Regions from separate parts of the Homo sapiens genome. Here region 1 is linked to region 2. A link is a loop called in an ENCODE intact Hi-C map of the cell type or tissue named here. Cell type or tissue: GM12878. All regions are shown on one strand. Links, peaks and the distances in the headings refer to the core of each region. The heading gives the core; the rest is flanking DNA.

What was found. Peaks named below come from ENCODE experiments on the same cell type or tissue, not always from the same donor. Only the 100,000 strongest peaks of a DNase experiment are listed, where the experiment ranks them.
Region 1: it touches region 2 in a loop (2.7-fold over the local background); 5 of 110 quality-filtered maps call a loop at or near these places.

Annotation. Positions count from the first base shown.
Region 1 is chr4:85,727,882-85,737,327 of GRCh38, reverse strand. All of the region lies in intron 3 of ARHGAP24 (Rho GTPase activating protein 24), which reads right to left. Among named protein-coding and RNA genes, the nearest start is that of MIR4451, 10 kb to the right of the region's middle. In GM12878, for the core only: no CTCF peak of the experiment used is centred there; a DNase peak (open chromatin) is centred at 5,034.
Region 2 is chr4:85,606,717-85,616,162 of GRCh38, reverse strand. The region is part of intron 2 of ARHGAP24 (Rho GTPase activating protein 24); the gene reads right to left. Among named protein-coding and RNA genes, the nearest start is that of MIR4451, 110 kb to the left of the region's middle. RefSeq lists an enhancer at 5,403-5,462. In GM12878, for the core only: no CTCF peak of the experiment used is centred there; DNase peaks (open chromatin) are centred at 5,502 and 8,302; H3K27ac peaks cover 207 bases.

The DNA of each region.
Region 1 (9,446 bases), core at 538-8,537, 120 kb before region 2:
ATATTCATCTCAAAGGAAGCAGAAATCAAATCCACTAGAGTCTACAGGTTAACAAAGGGCTGAACAGAATGGGTGAATTTTACATTTGGGCACCAGTTCATAGGCACTGGGGAGAGGGGTCACTTATGACTCAGGTCTGGACTTCCAGCATTTAGAGAAGGAAGGTTATACCATCATGCAAAAAACAAACAAACAAACAAACAAACAAAACCATTATTTTTTCACCAGCTGTGTGCTGGTGAAAGAATGATCATCTCATTCTTTTTCCATTGAGTACCTTCACATCAATTGATTTTCACACATCAACTAGGGGAAAGATGACAGAGAAGATGTTACTAAAACTTATCATTGAATTTGAACACATTAGAAATAATGAGGTTTCATTAAAGAAAGCTGAGTTTAGGACAAGTTAGGCACATATGATGGTAGACTAGTGGGATAGTTTATACTAATTTACACAGATCACCATCCTCATTTGGGTGACACTAGTTTACAGACATTCACATACATTGTCTCATCTGTTAGCTCCACAGTGTAACATTCACTTAACTGTTGAGGAAGTGGATGCCACAAGAATTAGAGAAATTGCCTAAGAGATACAGCAGAAACAAAAATCTCTTCTCCTCTACCTACTTACTAGTTTTGTAAGTACTCGATTGCTTCAATAATGGACTTGATCGGTGTTCCTTGAGTGTTCAGCAGAATTCCACCTCTACTTGATGTTTATTGGATGATAAACAATAGTTTCTTGAGGATAAGAATTTGGCACATAATATCTTGCTCATTGCTGATTCTTACTAAATGTTTGATTAACTTAACCAAACTTTGGATTCGAATTGAATCACAGAATTACTGTAGCACTCAGGGTTTCTGATTAGTAACCCCAGAAGCTACCCATTTCTACATTACACTACCTTCCTGTGCCTTCCTTCCTTCCTTCTTTCTTTCTTTCTTTTGTTCAACAAATATTTATAAATGGTTATGACATGTCAGGCAATTTGCTGCACACTGGAAATAAGATGATGAGCAAAACAAAGTTCTAGCTCTCATGGAACTTACATTCTTGAGTGAGAGACAGACATTATTTCTATAAGAAAAATGGCAAGAAGTACAGATCATGGGCCTTCAAAGTGGTTTAAGACATCCTGTGAGGGAGGATTGAGTTTCTTTTCTAAAGAAGCAGCAATTGACATACCATTTGAGAGATGAATAGTAGTTATCTTATGAATCTTGGAATGATGGGAGGAGCCATTCTAAAAAGAGGGAACAGCATATATAAAGGGCCTATGGTTAGTGTGATGCATTGCACATTTGAGAAACTCAAAGAAAGTCAATGTGGTAGAGTACACAGAGCAAGAGAGAAAAATAAAATACATCGGGGGTAGTTATAGGCTATAGTCCTGTAGACGGTGATAGATTTTTTTAAAAAAATAGGAGGTGACTTGATCATACTTGAATATAAAAAATATCACTGTATATGGGAGCTCTATGTACTTTTTAATGTAATGTTTTATAAACCTAAAACTGCTCTAAAAATTAAGTCTATTAAAAATATCACTCTGGCTACAGTGTATGGAAGAGAAGAGAGTGAGGGAAGACTAGAGTCTGAAGACAAGCTAGTAGAATATTGCAGTGCTCCAGGACAAAGAGGACCAAGACTGAGTCCAAGGGCCCTCTGACATGACGAGGTAAGGGAGAAGAAGACTAACAAGTAATGGTGACTAAGAGACAGGGACAATAGAGTAGGATGAAAACTAAGAAAGTTAGTGTCCTAAAAGCCAAATGAAGAATGTGTACCCAGAAAAAAGGAGTAATCAACTGGGTCAAATGATTCTGATTGGGCAATTATTATGAGGATTAAAATGTAATCAATGGATAAAGAAAAATCAGCTGTCATCAATGTCATTAGTAAAAAAAAAATCTGGTGGAATGAGTGGACAAAAGTTGATTTGAACAAAGCTAGAACTTGGAATGAGTGTGGTATAGTTTTGTTGCAAAAAGAAGCAAAACACGTGAGGTGCTGGATGATGGGAGAAGTGTGGTTAAGAGATTATTATTTTTTTTATAAACTCAGAGAACTAATAGCATGATCGTATGTTCATATTTTTAAAACTTTAGTATGCATGAGATTCATTTGCTTTTTAAATGAAAACATTAATGTACTCACACCTGTAATCCTATGAGAATACACACAGGAGCCAAAATTACATAACAAGATAAAAACAGTACAATCAATAGATTACGGTTCCTGAAAAGGTGGGAGTGGAAGGAATTCAAAGACAGATGAAGAACTGGATTTAGGAAGGAAAAGGGGCAGTTTCTCTGTAGTAACAGATATAAGTAATTTTGTATACTTGGTATTAGGAAATTAGGGGAATATCCATTAAATTAAGTTGGCAGTAAGGCTATGTGTGGGAGACAGGATGATCGAAAATAAAATGCAAAATAAACCAACTACTTAAATAATAACTGATTTGCATCAGTTATAGCCAAAGTGGAATGAGTTACTTGTCTTTCAATCAAAGAACCCATTATGACAAATCACAGCCCAGAGATCAGAGCCAAATAGCCTCCAAGCACAGTTTTGTCATTATCTCCACTGTGATTCCGATAAGCAAGTGACACATCAGAAATAATGAGTCATGAGAAGGACAATGTGATTGCTGCTAAAAAAAAAAAAAAAAAAAAAAATTCCCTGAATTATGTCATGCCCCTGCACTAATTGTTTTCCAGAAGCCTTAATTGCCTGCCTTGACACCCCTTGCTCCTGTATATCCTAAATGACAAGTTGGTAATTCACTACAGAAAGCTTGGGCAACTGGATAAGATGTATCAAGTGCTCCCTTTGGCTTTCTGCCTCTGTCTAGATGCATAACAGTTGTATTTAAAGCATTGGTGTACCACTTTTAGAGAGAAGTTTGTCCTCAAATAAAATTAACCTTCACTTAAAAAGAAAAAAATACACAAATAAAGACAATAACAACAGCACTAAGGCTAGATGTCCAATGTATTTCCTTTGGGCAAAGTGATAAAAACAAAACAAAACAAAACACTAAGAGTAAAATTGAAGAGAGTTTTAAATCCAAGGTCAATTTTCAGGAAAAATAGCTAGATATACAATATTTGTTCTTCCCCTGGGCAGCCCTCATTTTTATTTCCTGTGTTTTTAGTTAATGCTTTGGTTGCTAAATCTCTCAGCTTTTTTAATATTTGTGGCAGGAATAAGTAGAGTTCTGGATTATAGTGTGGTGAACATATAGCAAGGTCTGGATTTCTGCTTCTTTCTTTGAGGAGTAGGGTGGAGCTCAAACAGTCAGTCAGAAACATGAGGGAAAGTTTGTCCCCTAAAATAGAGAAGCCTTTAGAAGAACAGTTAAGTCTCATTTCCTTTTTAATTCTGATATGGGCTTACTTGTGTTTCCCCAAAATACATACAAGGAACTTCAAACCCCCAATACCTCAGAATGTGACCCCATTTGGAGACAGGGTCTTTAAAGAGGTAATTAATTTAAAATGAGGTGATGAGGGTGGCCCTAATCCTATGCAACTGATGTCCTTATAAGAAGAAGAAATTAGGACACAGAAGGGCACTGAGGGAAGACCCTGTGAAGACACAGGGAGAAGGAGATGAACCAAGGAGAGAGCCCTCAGAAGAAACCAACCCAGCTGACACCTTGATCTTGAACTTCTAGCCTCCAGAATCCTGAGAAAATACATTTCTGTTGCTTATGTCACCCAGTTTGTAGTACTTGTTATGGAAGCCCTAGAAAGCCAAAAAATACACTAAAGATTCTTTCTACTCACTCCCCTTTCTTGTGAAAGGCACAGAAAATGTTATTTTAAAAACAGTGCTAATCAAGCACAAGTTCATAGAAAAACTTTCTATATGGGACCAGAGAGTCCTTAAACCAGTGCCCCTTCATAATAACAGTTTAGGGACTGTCCTACCAAGTTGGTGAGGCCTGGGCCCAGCGTGGTGGCTCACGCCTGTAATCCCAGCACTTTGGGAGGCCGAGGCAGGTGGATCATGAGGTCAGGAGATCGAGACCATCCTGACTAACACAGTGAAACCCTGTCTCTGCTAAAAATACAAAAAATTAGCCAAGTGTGGTGGTGGGCGCCTGTAGTCCCAGCTACTCGGGAAGCTGAGGCAGGAGAAAGGTGTGAACCCGGGAGGCAGAGCTTGCAATGAGCTGAGATCGTGCCACTGCATTCCAGCCTGGGTGACAGAGCGAAACTCCATCTCAAAAAAAAAAAAAAAAAAAAAGTTGGTGAGGCCTATAAGATCTATAGCTGGTTGATGCAATTTGAATGTAATATAGAAGTTTGAGGTCGGGCGCGGTGGCTCACGCCTGTAATTCCAGCACTTTGGGAGGCCGAGGCAGGTGCATCATCTGAGGTTGGGAGTTCGAGACCAACCTGATCAACATGGAGAAAAATAAATACTAAAAAAAAAAAAATACAAAATTAGCCAGGCTTGGTGGCACATGCCTGTAATCCCAGCTACTCAGGAGGCTGAGGTAGGAGAATCGCTTGAACCCGGGAGGTGGAGGTTGCAGTGAGCTGAGATCACACCATTGCACTCCAGCCTGGGCAACAAGAGCGAAACTCTGTCTCAAAAAAAAAAAAAAAAGAAGTTTGAATTTTTGTTTATTAATCCTATGTTTGAAATATAAATATTTGATTAGCATGGGCTAAATGAACCCACAAATGAATAGGCAAATAAAGATAAGGTCCATTTTAAAGCCAGGAAGCCTGACAGTCCTAGGGATGCATTATTGGGCTGCAGATGGTCCTTAGGGTTTTATCTTTTGAAACATTCAGGACCACTTCATCTCAGTTTTCTATTAAAAAAGAAAAGAAAAAGCCTTCCTTGGTTCCCTGAGAGTTGGCACAGGTCTCAGTGATATGCCAGTGCTCTCCTGGCTACAAGCTTATCTCTCACTCTTAATTATCAGCAGCTGTTCTGCTGCACACTCATTTTCCTTTTCCTCATCTGTTTCTTTTCCTTTGAAGTATGATTCCCCTTTCTCATTCTGACATCGTTTCTAACCTATTGGTTTTTCTCTCCACTGGCCATCAAGTCACCCAAACACACTCTTTCTGTGGCTCAAAGAAGCCCTACCATAGACAAAGACCTGCCTGGACAAACTCTATTTGTAATAACAGCAGCTGACATTTGTTTAGTACTTTGCTATTTTCATAGCTTGATTAGATTGAAAGCCCTTTTCAATTATTGGATAAAAGAAGCAGGTGAACACAAATGGCCTGAGAATGCATAATTAAAACCATATCACAAAGAACAATGGGAAAGATCACATTTATTTCAGCAAATAACTTCTTTGTAAATAGCTTCTGTTTTCAAAGTAATAAAAGACACTATTGGTGTATTAATGAAGGACTCAAGAATGAGGAGAGTACTACTTTCTTTTATTAAAAAACATTGACACATAATAATTGTACATATTTATGGGGTACTTAGTGATGTTGTGAAATATATATAATGTATAGTGAGTAATCAGGATAATTTGCATATCCACCATCTCAAATATTTATCATTTCTTTGTGTTTGGAACATTCAATATCCTCCATCTAGCTATTTGACATGATAATATATTAACGCAAACTATAGTCACCCTACAGTAGTATAGAACACTAGAACTTTTTCCTCCTATCTAGCTATAATGTTGTCTACTTTTAAAATCGTGTAGAGTCTGAGAAGTTAATGAACTTCTCTAGGATCCAGTCTCAGGAGGCACTGGGAAAAAGGTCAATAATCAAGTTAAATAACTCAGACCTAGACAACTCTAACTTTGACTAATCCAATGTGATCAATCCATAGATGATAAAACTGCAGTCTTGTTTATTCATTAATTCAACAAACATGCATTAAGCATACACTACATGACAGCACTCTGCTAGGCAGTAGGGATAGAAGGTGTCTCTTCTCAAGAGCTTCCAATCTAATAGGGAAGGAAGAGAACACAGACAATGCAAGGACTGTGAGTATGGAGGAGAAAGGAATGAAATGCAGAGTATACTGACTCTTAAACCTATAACCCCATTTCTTCTTGTCATCCTTGTTTCTCTTAAGTCTCAGATATTTGGCCTCAGTGTAGTGTAGATAATAAACCTATCCATATTCTTATTGGTATAAGAAGGTGGTTTTGTGGGCGCAGATGGGTGTGAATCCTGGCTTTACCACTTATTAAAAATGTGAATTTGTACCACCGTTTTGCATACATACACATATACATATATGTATATATACACACACACACATGCCCAGTCTCTCTCTCTGTGTGTGTGTGTGTGTGTGTGTGTGTGTGTGTGTGTGTGTGCAGTTATATTAAATGAGTCATTGTATATAATGCCTGACATATATCAGTACAGGGCCTGACACATATTTCAGTAAATATTAAATATTAATATTATGGGAACATTTCTCATACTGATGGTAAAAGAAAACTGGTGGGTTTGGGGCAGGGAGATGTTAATAAATGGGTGGTAAGGGAAACAAACTACCCCTCTAAGAAGATAAGCTTGTTTGTTTGTTTTACTTACAAATAATGTATTGTTATTTTCTGTGAGATACTTAGAGCTTTAAGATACTAATGCAAGCTGGGTGTGGTGGCTCACGCCTATAATCCCAGCACTTTGGGAGGCTGAGGGAGGAGGACTGCTTGTACTCAGGGATTTGAGACCAGCCTGGGCAACATAGTGAGACCTCATCTCTACAAAAACAAAAAAATTAGCTGAGCATGGTGGTGTGAACTTGTGGTTCCAGCTACTACTCGGGAGGCTGAGGCAGGAGGATCACTTGAGCCCAAGAGGTTGAGGCGGCAGTGAGCCGTGATTGCACCACTGTGCTCCAGCCTGGGTGACAGAGTGAGACCCTGTCTCAAAAAACAAAACAAAAAACAGCTAATGTACATCATATAAAGGAAAGCTTAGAAGACACTTCAAGCTTATTTGATCTTGCCAGAGTTGCTTCAATCTCAGAATATTTGTAAATAACTCCCTGAATTTGTGTGGACTGAATAAAATATGGGACATGTTTTTCATGCTAGGCACATCCCATCTCCTATTAATGGTATTCATAAAGTCACATAAGAGATTTCAGTTCTGGTCAGAATCTAGAATTCCAAATGAACTGAGATGGTGTTTAAAAGAGATTTCAGTTTGGTCACTAACACTTTTAAAGTTCAATGTGATTTAAAGCATAGATATTATTCAGAGATGGAACTTCTAAATAAAAATATTGGCAAATAGTTCCTGAATCATGATTTTGAGGCAATGGATAATGCCATGGCCTGGGGAGACAGGCTGTCTCAGAGTTCTAATTCTGGCTCTGGTGGCACCAGTGGGGATTAGTGATTTATATCAGTATTTCATCTTCCTTTTCATAGGTTTGCTTTTTTTATCTAGCCCAGGGGTCAGCAAACTATGCCCACGGGCCAAATCTGGTTCACTGTTTATTTTTTACATTTTTAAGTGGTTGGAAAAAAATAAAGAATAATATTTCTGATATTTGAGAAGTATATAAAATTCACATTTCAGTGACCATAAGTAAATTTTATTGACATACAGCCACATCCATTTGTTTTCGCTACCATGGCAGAGTTGAACAACTGTAGTGGAAACCTTATGGTCACAAAATCCTAAAATATTTACTCCTGGATCTTTCCAGAAAAGGTTTGCTGGCCCCTGGTCTAGCGAATAGTGATGGTGACTGGATCAATATGTCTACCAACACTGTGAGAGGACACTCACTCCTCATAGGGACACTTCACAGGAGGATCGTATGATCATGCTGTCCATCAGTTCGTAAATGCCCCAAATGTATGTTGGTTGAAATGACATTAGCCAGAATTCCAAAGGATTAAAAACATTTTTAAAACGTTCTTTGTACCATGTTAATAGCTTCTTTCAAGTGTATATTTTAATGTATTTTAAGTAGGAAGGGAATTTTGAAACAAAAATCTCAAACACTTTCTTTAAGAACACATAGTAGTTAATACATGCTGCTTTCACCAATGCATTTATTTAGTTCATGTAGAGCTACTTGTGTATATAGAATTATGTTTTCATACCGTAAGCAACTCCTACTCACATTCTCTAAATGATTTGCACATATTAAATCTAAGCAAAAAAAAAATACAAGCTTCACGGCTGCCTACAGACTTAGGCAGACAAAAAAAGAGATTGTCACAGCTGCTTTGGGGTAACAAATATAATTGCATGGATTTTAACTTACAGAATTAACACAAAAAAGAAAAAAAGTTAAGATAAGGGAGTGTTGTAAAATTAAATGCCTAAGCAGCATATTTAACTGGTGATCAAGAAAGTGACTAAACTTGATGCTAAAACACAATTAAAACATTCCTACATTTTCATATAAAATATATGTCAAATATTGGCTTACATTTTCAAATGACAGCAAGTTAATGTAGCCAATGACGTTATTTATTCAACCCAGAAGGAGTCACAAATGCAGACATGTATGGTAAACTTTTATTGCTGTTGTTACATTATTATCCCAAAAACTCAAAAATTGGCCAAACTTTTTTCTTTCCCAGAGACACCCATGAATCTATCTCATAACTATTTATTTCTCAGCTGGCCTATTATGTAACACAGCTGCAGTAACCATCTAAGTAGGTTGAAGTTTTACTAAATTAAAAATTTTACAGCCTCCAGACCCATGAAATGTTCCATCCAGGAAAAGTTCTTCTGTAAATGTGCAAAATAGGTCTGTGGAGTTACACAATCATAGAAACAGGAGAAAGAACAACTGAATCAGAGAGGTAAAAGTCTAAAACTGATTGGTATAACAGATAATTACAAATAACAGTTTATGCACACATGTACATAGATAAAATAGATAAATGCATAGGAACATAGACAGATTAGCTAAAATAGAGATAAAGAGTGAGAGAGAGGTGAGAGAGAGAGAGATAATAAAGTCTTTGGTTCCCAATATAAACTATTATTCTTAAACTACAGTCAATGATTGCATTTTAGGGAATCTCTGAAGTCCTCAAAAGTATGTGCAATTTTGGTAGGTATTTGCCTTTTTTTTTTTTTTTTTTTTTGGCAAAAGGATCAATGCATTTATTAGATTCTTTAGGCACCCATGTCCTCTAACTTTTCACCTATCTCCTAAGAAATCCTTCTGGAAAAAATAATTAGAATGGAAACTTTTTAAAATTTGAAATGTACAAAAGTAACATGTAATTGTCTGAGGGTATTGGAAATAATTAGTATAGTTGTGGCTAAAGGTAGGATAAATAACATCTTTTTTTTTTTTGAAGGCCTAATTTTGTTTCCAGGCAGATAAAAATCACTTTAGATTATCCTTCAAAATTTATCTTATTTTTTTCCATGGCTACTTTTCATTCCTCATCCCCTTGTCTTTTGTGTTCACCTCTTCTTTTCTTTCCCTG
Region 2 (9,446 bases), core at 1,076-9,075:
TGGAAAATGAAACGAAGAAACCAATGATGCGGAAAAGGCATAAAGGTTTCTCTTCCCATGAAGGTAGCAGCTTGTGCTTATTAAAACTCTAAGTTCTCCAGTGTCTGATCTGCTTTGAGGCATATAATTAAAATATGCCATCTTCCAGCATCAGAGAAATATAAATACACAAACAAGCTGGCCTTTGTTCAAAACCAGCCAAAGATGTTGTCTTAGAATAGACACAATACTAATTAATTTTTCAGGATAAATAATATAAACAATACTCTAGTGACCACATGCTTTTGCAGAGTTTACACCCACTTCCCCAATGTTTACATGAGTTAGAAATGCTTATTGATTGAAAACTTATTGATTGAAAAACTAGCTTTCTTAAACTAAGATTTCCACTTATCCCTTGTGGGAAGGATTCACAATTCATACTACAGTCTGTATAACCACTGGTCTGCTCTCTGTGAGCTTATATTTGATTAATAATTTCATGATTACAACATAATTAATTATATATCATAGAGTTATATATTCTCAATTAATATTTTTCTTACCAAAAATAACATCCAGCAATTTTAAAGACATATATGAGCTACCATACATGTCTCAAGTCAACTGAGAATTGTGGAAAAGATTCTGGCATCCAGCATGTATAAGCCAGTTGAGAAGCAACCCTTAGAAAATGGTACCCTGGTGAGACTTATTTATTTCCGCACAGGTAAGCTGAATATTAAATTACATTCATTATAGCTGAATATCAGTGAAGTCTCTCAGTGACTTTAATCACTGATAAAATTAATTTTATCTTTTGTTGTTTTAGGAGGGGTTTAAACTAAGACATGACTTACAGATAAAGAATATAGCAAAGTAAAATAAATACAATATATGTAATAAATCTTAGGTGAAAGAAAAGTAGGGTAGAAAAACAAAAAGGAAGATAGAAGAAGGTTAGTATACAAACTGCATGCACAAAATCTTGTGTGTTCAACCCAAATCAAGAGATAAATGTTTGGAAAATTTACTGTATTTATACAGCAAATATACACCTGATATAAAGGAAAAACACACCCTTTTAAAATGAAATTGAAGAGAAATTTCTTCTATGGATCATCTTGAGAAAAACTGTAATGTCAGACATTATATTTATATTAAATACAGTGACAAGTTAGTTTTCACAGACTTATTCTTACCTTTCTTGATATAGGCACATGAAACCAAGTCAAATTACATTTCAATAAAAACAATGTAATGATGAAGAAGGAGGACAATTTATAAATAAATATTCGTGTGACTCTGATGGCCTAGTTTAATCACAGGATCTATGAGCAATTTTAATAATGTCAGGGTTATATAGGATGATTACTATCCTAATATATGATATTATCAAAAGGAATTAATGTGATATTTAAGTATTTTAAGGCATTGAAAATTCACCCTGGGCCATTACATAAATCATTTATTAATTCCAACTGATTACTAATTAAGATGGCTAAAATCATTAGGCTGGGTTCACCAGAGCCATTTAAATCCAGCCTAATCAATGATAGGAAATATGGTCAATAATTAAAATATTTTTTTCAATAGCTTTCTTTCAGACTCTAAATTCTAACAACAAATATTCATAAAAACTTTTAAGAGTCAACAAATGTAAAGCTTAAAGCAGCTATTATAATACATAGGAAATTATGTTCTTTTCTGTATGGGAGGTACATGTGGATACCCAAGGCAATTCCTCTAGATGCGATCTCTGACTTCTTTCCCTACTAAGCACTAAATATATATAAATATTTATTAAAATTTAATTCTCACAATAACTTCAGGAAGTAGGTATCCTTTCCCCTATTGTACAAATAAACTAAGCCCAGAGAAATTACACAAGATGCCCAATGTCATACAACTGGTAAATGGTAGAGATCAGATGCCAGGCCATCTCCATAGTGTCTATCACTCTATTTCAGGAGAATAAAGAAGACATTTCGGGGCATAAGATTAATTTCTGTTTTCTTCTTGGAGACTGTTTTATGAACAGTGATGACAGAGTTCTTCATGTTTGTGTCAATTTGATCATCATTTTTTGCCAATAAAGTTTTCTAAAGAAAAGAATTGCATGCTTAAAAACATAATAAAAAGAAAATGAAAATTCAGATTTCTTATTCTAAGCTTGGCCCATTTGTCTTTTCTGTCTTCATTCCCTTTTGCTCCAAATGGATATCTCCTCAATTTCTCACAAGAAAAACAGTGAGGATAACTAGTTCTGATAACTGGTACTGAGACGTGAGGTACTACTGTGCCAAAAACCTAATATATGTATCACTGGCTTTGGGATCAGGTGGTGACCATGAAGCTCCTTTCTAGGAGGCTAGAAAAATGAAGATCCATTTAATGTATTAGTAATATGTTTGGTTAAAATAAATGCTGCCTGTGATAATTTGGAGACAGAAAATATACTTAGTAAACTTGTAAACTTAGGCAAGCAGGTTCCTGGCTAGTATATTAAAAATGTGAATAGGTTTCTGCTAGGTGTTTGGTAATATTCCCCAAAAAATGGACAAACTCAGCAAAGAACTGACTGGTTTGCAAATAGAATTAAGAGGACATATGGCGATCCCAGAAATGTTGGGCTTTGCTGTGCAGGAAAATAAAATTGTTTCTCATTCTTAGCCTTGCCAGTCAGCAAAACATCAAATTAATGGATAACCTGGAGGCAAAAATCAAAGCATATATATGATGTACATATGTATATATACGTATTATAATGTCTGACACCTAATAGGCATTTAATAAATTTAAGACTTTCCTTTATAACAGGACAGGGTTCATGCAATGGAATATTATATAGCAGTTAAAATGAACGAAGTACGTCCTAAATTAATCAACATGGATAAAATTCAGAAATATAATGCTGAGTGATGAAAGCAAACTACAAAAGAAGTCATAAACTGTGATATTTATTAAACTTTTAAAACATAAACTTAGTGTTGTTTATGGATATACATATATGCAAAGCTGTGCAAAGGTATACATTTGCACACACCAACTTCAGGATAGTAAACTGTAACTTAAAAAGGAAGGGAGACTGAGTGCGGTGGCTCACACATGTAATCCCAGCACTTTGGGAGGTTGAGATGGGCAGATTGCTTGAGCCCAGGAGTTCAAGACCAGCCTGGGCAACATGGCGAAACCCTGCTTCTACAAAAAAATACAAAAATTAGCTGGGTGTGGTAGTGTATCTGTGGTCGCAGCTACTCAGAAGGCTGAGGTGGGTGAATTGCTTGAGTCCAGGAGGTTGTGGCTGCAGTGAGCCATGATTGTGCCACTGCACCAGCAGCCTGGGTGACGACACAGCGAGATTGCCACAAAAAAAAAAAAAAAAAAAAAAGGAATGGAAAGGATAGGGCTTTAGCTGTTATCTGTGTATCTGTAACATTTTCTTTCTTTACAAAAATACTGTATGAAAAAATATGGCAAAATGTTAATTCATTAAATGTGAGTGGTGGGTATATGGGTATCCTCTAAATATCTTCTAAAATGGTTTATTCTTCTGAGTTTTTGAAACATTTCATAATTAAAACTAAAAATAATATTAAATAGAAATGAATAAAAAGCATTCCTTTTAGTATACAGCTTTAGATTATTTATTCATGGGTGAAGAATAAGATAATATTTAAATATGAAATTACGCATTTTGCTACTTGGATGCTTTTGCTATACATTGGTCTTTTTTTTTTGAAACAGAGTCTTGCTCTGTTGCCCAGGCTGGAGTGCAGTGAGGCTCACTCCACGCCGAGTGGAGTGCACTCGGCTCACTGCCAGCTCTGCAGTGAACTCCTAGGTTCACGCCATTCTCCTGCCTCAGCCTCCCGAGTAGCTGGGACTACAGGCGCCCACCACCACGCCCAGCTAATTTTTGTATTTTTAGTAGAGACGGGGTTTCACCATGTTAGCCAGGTTGGTCTCAATCTCCTGACTTTGTGATCCACCCGCCTCGGCCTCCCAAAGTGCTGGGATTACAGGCATGAGCCACCGCGCCCGGCAGCTATACACTGGTCTGTGTGTGTGTGTGTGTGTGTGTGTGTGTGTGTGTGTGTAATGTAATGAAAGAGAACCCAATTTATCCACATCTTTGCCTGACTAGCCACCAAAGAAGAAATATTACCCTAATTATTTGCACCAGTTATTTTTAAAGGATTCCTTGCCAGTGCATGCAGTCAATTACAACATACCCACTGGTACTATACAGAACCTGGAGAAAAGCACAGGTCAAGTAGGGGATTATAATTAAATATCTGAATGAAGAAGGAAACAACTTGTTTGCCACAGAAAGACAGGTTAGAGTTTGAAAACAAGATGTACTCACATTTTTCTTGCCTAGTCCATCAAGTTTCAACAAGCAAGCAGTACATATTTTCATCAGACATTTGCCATAGACTCAAAGGATCATCTTAATTTCCAGTCTTTCTCCACATTTTCTAACACAGGCTTATGTACCTGAATCATTTGCCTCATGAAAGGAAGGGATCGGGTTCATGGACAGAGGGGAAGTGGTGAGGACAGGGACTACTGTCGGACAGTGCAGGTAAAGAGTTAGTGATTTTTGTAGTATTGACTAATAAATCCAAACTTTTCCATAAGCTGAAAATTTTTTAAAAAAGAAAGTGCTAAACACAATTTCTAAATCCCTAAAAAATTCAGACACTTTTTTAAAGCTGTCATTTTTCTTAAGTGGATAATTGTCATGGGATCTAGTGGAGATACATGCTTTAATATTATGCAGTGACTGTCATTTATCCAACACTATGACAAAGGTGTTCCATGCATATTAGTTTATCCACACAATAACTTTAGGTTAGTCTATTTATTTGGAAGTTTATTGTTCAACTCCCTACATTTACCAGGTCACATTAGGAAGCAAAGGTTTTTTTATAATATAAAATATTCACTTATCCACTAAACTATAACATTAGGCCCCCTTCCAAGATGCTTCCCAGTTTCACATGTAGCAGTAGCACATAGCTGCAATTATAACTTGTTTCATATTAGATGAAATAGTTATGTGTATAACTCTATGTTTTTAAGATAAAAATCCTAATAAAACTTATTTTTTATTATTTACCATGAAATCAGGCTCTTTTTCAAAATGGATTCATGTTTTCCTATTTCCAATTTTCTTTAACAATAAACATCCTCTCTTCTATTATGATCATGATTTTTAGATGAATAAATTGATACCAAAAGGCAGTTTTTCTTTATTTCTTTCATATCTGTAGAAAACCACACCAAGAGCCTCGACAAATCCAGATCTAACTTACTTCAATATGCAGCCTAACTCTTCAAGTAAAAATGTAAGAGCCACCAAAATTGAGGCACTACTGTAGGAGGCCTGGAAAGACAATGAAGAGACAGTAAAAGGCTATTGGTGAATGTGAATGGAAACTTTGTGAGTTACTAGCAAACACAAGACTTTTGAAACTGGAAACACTTGTTCACCATGGTAGCAAAAACCACCACAAGTCAGAAATCAGTGTGACACTTTTTCCCCACGACGCTAGAAACCACCTTGAGATAATTTCTGATATAGTTTCAACTCAGCTTCACCCATTTCAGACCCTTTGCATTTTGTCTATTTCTGTTGGTGATTCTGAGTCAAATCTATTAAAATGTATTCATCTGGCTCAATAAGGGTGCTTTCTTTTTTTTTTTTTTTTTTTTTTTTTTTTTTTGTAGATGGAGTCTCACTCCTCACTCTGTGGCCCAGGCTGGAGTGCAGTGGCAGGATCTCGGCTCACTGAAAGCTCCACCTCCCAGGTTCACGCCATTCTCCCGCCTCAGCCTCCCAAGTAGCTGGGACTACAGGTGTCCGCCACCACACCTGGCTAATTTTTTTGGATTTTTAGTAGAGACAAGGTTTCACCGTGTTAGCCAGGATGGTCTCAATCTCCTGACCTCGTGATCCGCCTGCCTCCGCTTCCCAAGGGTGCTTCCTAAGGAATATGTGCTTCATACCATGGTATTCTACATTACCTCTTCATTTCAACATACTAATGCCAAACGCTCTGCTAGACCTGAGCAATAAGAAGTTGGCTCAGACTTAGTCTACACCCTCAGGGACCTGACACAAATAAACAAGTTCATTAAATTGTCTTATGCCCAATCATCACATAATCTAGAAATATCAGTTGTACAATAGTTAAAAATAGGGTAATCTAATGAGGTGCAGTTTAATAGCATTTAAACTGGAAGTGCCATAATGCTAAGCAATGAAGGATCTCTTTTTCAGGTCATCAAAGTATTTCATCATATATTTCAAAGTAACTATGAGAAAGAATTTTGAATATTTTTACAACAAAGAAATGATAAATGCTTGACATGATGGATATGCAAGATACCCTGCTGATTTAATCATTATACAATGTATATATCCATTAAGACATCACACTGTGTCCCATTAATATGTGCAATTATTATGTGTCAATTAAAAATGATCTAAAACTGTAAAAAAATCTAACTTAGTCATGAAGGAATGCATGGAGTTGCCTTCCCAATTGTGATAATGGGAAGAGCAGAGAAGGCACAAAAAACAAAGAAGCCCTTGTGTTAGAAAACAACTGAAGTCATTCCAGATTAATTAATAAAAATTTTATATGTATTATGCAAAACATATTAAAGGAAAATAAAATTGTCTTAAAAATCAGTAATTACTCAACTGATAGTGAACTTGAAACATTTTCAAAAGCAGTGATAAAAACTCAGTTCTGAAACAGAGTAATACTCTTATTCCAGAATATTCTGGGGGTACATAAAGGAGGATCAATTGGACGAGGACAGTGTAATGGAGGCATACATTCCAGAATAAAACGGAAACAACACTATTGCTCCTCCTGGCTAATGATGTTCACTAATTTCTCAATGAAGAGAAAATTCAGTTGATGGCAATACCCCATATATTCTATTTCTATTGTTCAGTTTACATTTAGCAAAATAGATAATTTTATAGGGGTCCCATTTCAGAGCATATTTATTCAATCCTTATTAAATAATAGCAAATTTATCCTAGCACTTTACTAGATACTAAGCATTTTAGAAACATAATGTATTGAATCATCACAACCATCCTTTGCTGGAGGTAATACTCTTACTCTTGTTTTACAGATGAGGAATCAGAGTCACAAAAAGGCTAAGAAGTTGAAGGTCACACAGGGAGTAGGTAGAGAGCCAGGATTCAAACCTAAGCAGCCTGTGCTATCTCTCTAACTAAAGAAAGTCCTCGGGTTTAATTATATTAATAAATTCATATTTAAAAACATTGAGTACTGGCTGGGCATGGTGGCTTATGCCTGTAATCCCAACACTTTGGGAGGCTGAGGCGTGCAGATTGCCTGAGGTCAGGAGTTCGAGACCAGTCTGGCCAACATGGTGAAACCCCGTATCTACTAAAAATACAAAAAAATTAGCTGGGCAGGGTGGCACGCACCTATAATCCCTGCTACTCAGGAGGCTGAGGCAGGGGAATTGCTTGAACTAGGAAGGTGGAGGTTGCAGTGAGCTGAGATCATGCCATTGTACTCCAGCCTGGCGACAGAGCAAGTCTCTGTCTCAAAAAAAAAAAAAAAAAAAAAAAAACAACCAAACAAAAAAACATTGAGTACTATCAACCAGGTACTATATGAAGCACAGGGCCACAGAGATGAACACTATTGTTTATGTTTATATGTAAATAATAAATACAATAAAGTCTCACAGAGACTAGGCTATATTTATAATGTCAGTGGACCACAAAGAAGTAGTGGTCAGCATGGAAACTGTTTGGCTGGTTGCCCTAACAGGTAACATTCAACTTGTTGCCTTTATTGACAAAAATAGAGATGCATTAGGTAATTGGCATCCTTAAAAAAATTCCATATTAGCATACCGTATTTATGTCTGAAAGTCTTATATATTACAACAGTCTCCTCTCCCTGTTTTATTCTTTTCCTCTTTTCTCTCTTTTCTGCCTTTTTCAATTCAATTCATATTTTTGAGCATACACTTGAATAAGACACTTTCTGCTCATTCATTATAAACAACATATTAGAATTTATGTTAAAGACAAAGAAGGCTCTTAAATAGAAGAAATCTTTAAAGAGTTTAGAAATTTTCATTCGCTCCTTAGCTTTCCCCTACCTCTGGCACATTTTGTGGCTTCTGTTTTATAACTGCAGACCCACAGACAGTTAGAGGCACACCTGTATAAACACCAAGGCCCAGAGATTTTCGTTGGTCTGCAGCCAGCACCAGGCATCATGCACTTTCATATTCTGTCTCACTTGAGCCCCATCAACACCTGAGGGAAAGCCCAAGACCAAGGGGCTAAACCCTGAGAAAGTTGGCACGGCGTAGCTATGGCTCCAACACCTGGGCTAAATGAGGAAGTATTTTTGATACTTCCTCATTTAGCCCAGGTGTTGGAGCCATAGCTACGCCGTGCCAAGTTTCTTAAAAAAAAAAAAAAGAAAAGAAAAGAAAATAATGCTTGACAGTTTTCAGAAACATTTCCTTCTTTATGATTTAAAATTCATCCCAGAGTGGCTGTGATATATGTGAATATAGCTAAATGCACAGAGAAATATCTGGGACAGATTCAAATGAATGAAATGTATTAATGATATTAGGGAAGGGGTACGGAGATGATTCCTGCATGATATTTTTTTAGTGACAACTGGTGACCTGATACCAGTGAAGTGTAAGATTGTGGTTTTCTTTCTCTTTCTCTCTTTTTCTCTCTTTCTCTCTTTCTCTCTCTCCCTTCCTCCCTCCGTTCCTCCCTCCCTCCCTCTCTCTCTCTTTCTTTCTTTTTGACGATCCTTGGTATTTTGGAAAATCTTTGTGGCTAAAATAAAAGAAACTTAAAGGACATTTGATGCAGAATACATAGCTCTCTATAGCGAATGTTGATCTCTATATCTCATTAATTCAGTTTAGGCAGAATGGAAATCATCTGACCATTCTGGCCCTGATACAGACTCTATTATTCTCATCCATGTGTTTCTATAGATAACATCTACTCCATCTCCAAAGGGAGAATGTCCTTAGATAGAGGGAAGTAAACTCAGGCCCTCTCTCACCAAAGACAAATCAAACTTGAGAGAACTGCAGATACCCTTCCACATTTGCAAAGCCCTTTCATAAAGTTCTAGCAATCCATGAAGGAAGTAAGGTCTGTATTATTATTGTCTCTCAAACTCTTCAAGTCTTTTCTTAAATGTCATCTGATCAGTCTTTCTCTGGCAATTCTTCATAAAGCAGCAATTATTTTCTTCCCTGGCTCCAGCCTTTCTTATTCCCTTGCTGGTTTAAGTTTTCACCATAGCACTTAACTCTATCTAGAACATTACACATTTATGTATTTATATAATGTCAGTCTCACTTGACTACAGTGAGAAGAGTGACTTTGAGTTGTTCACTGGTCTATCCCTGGG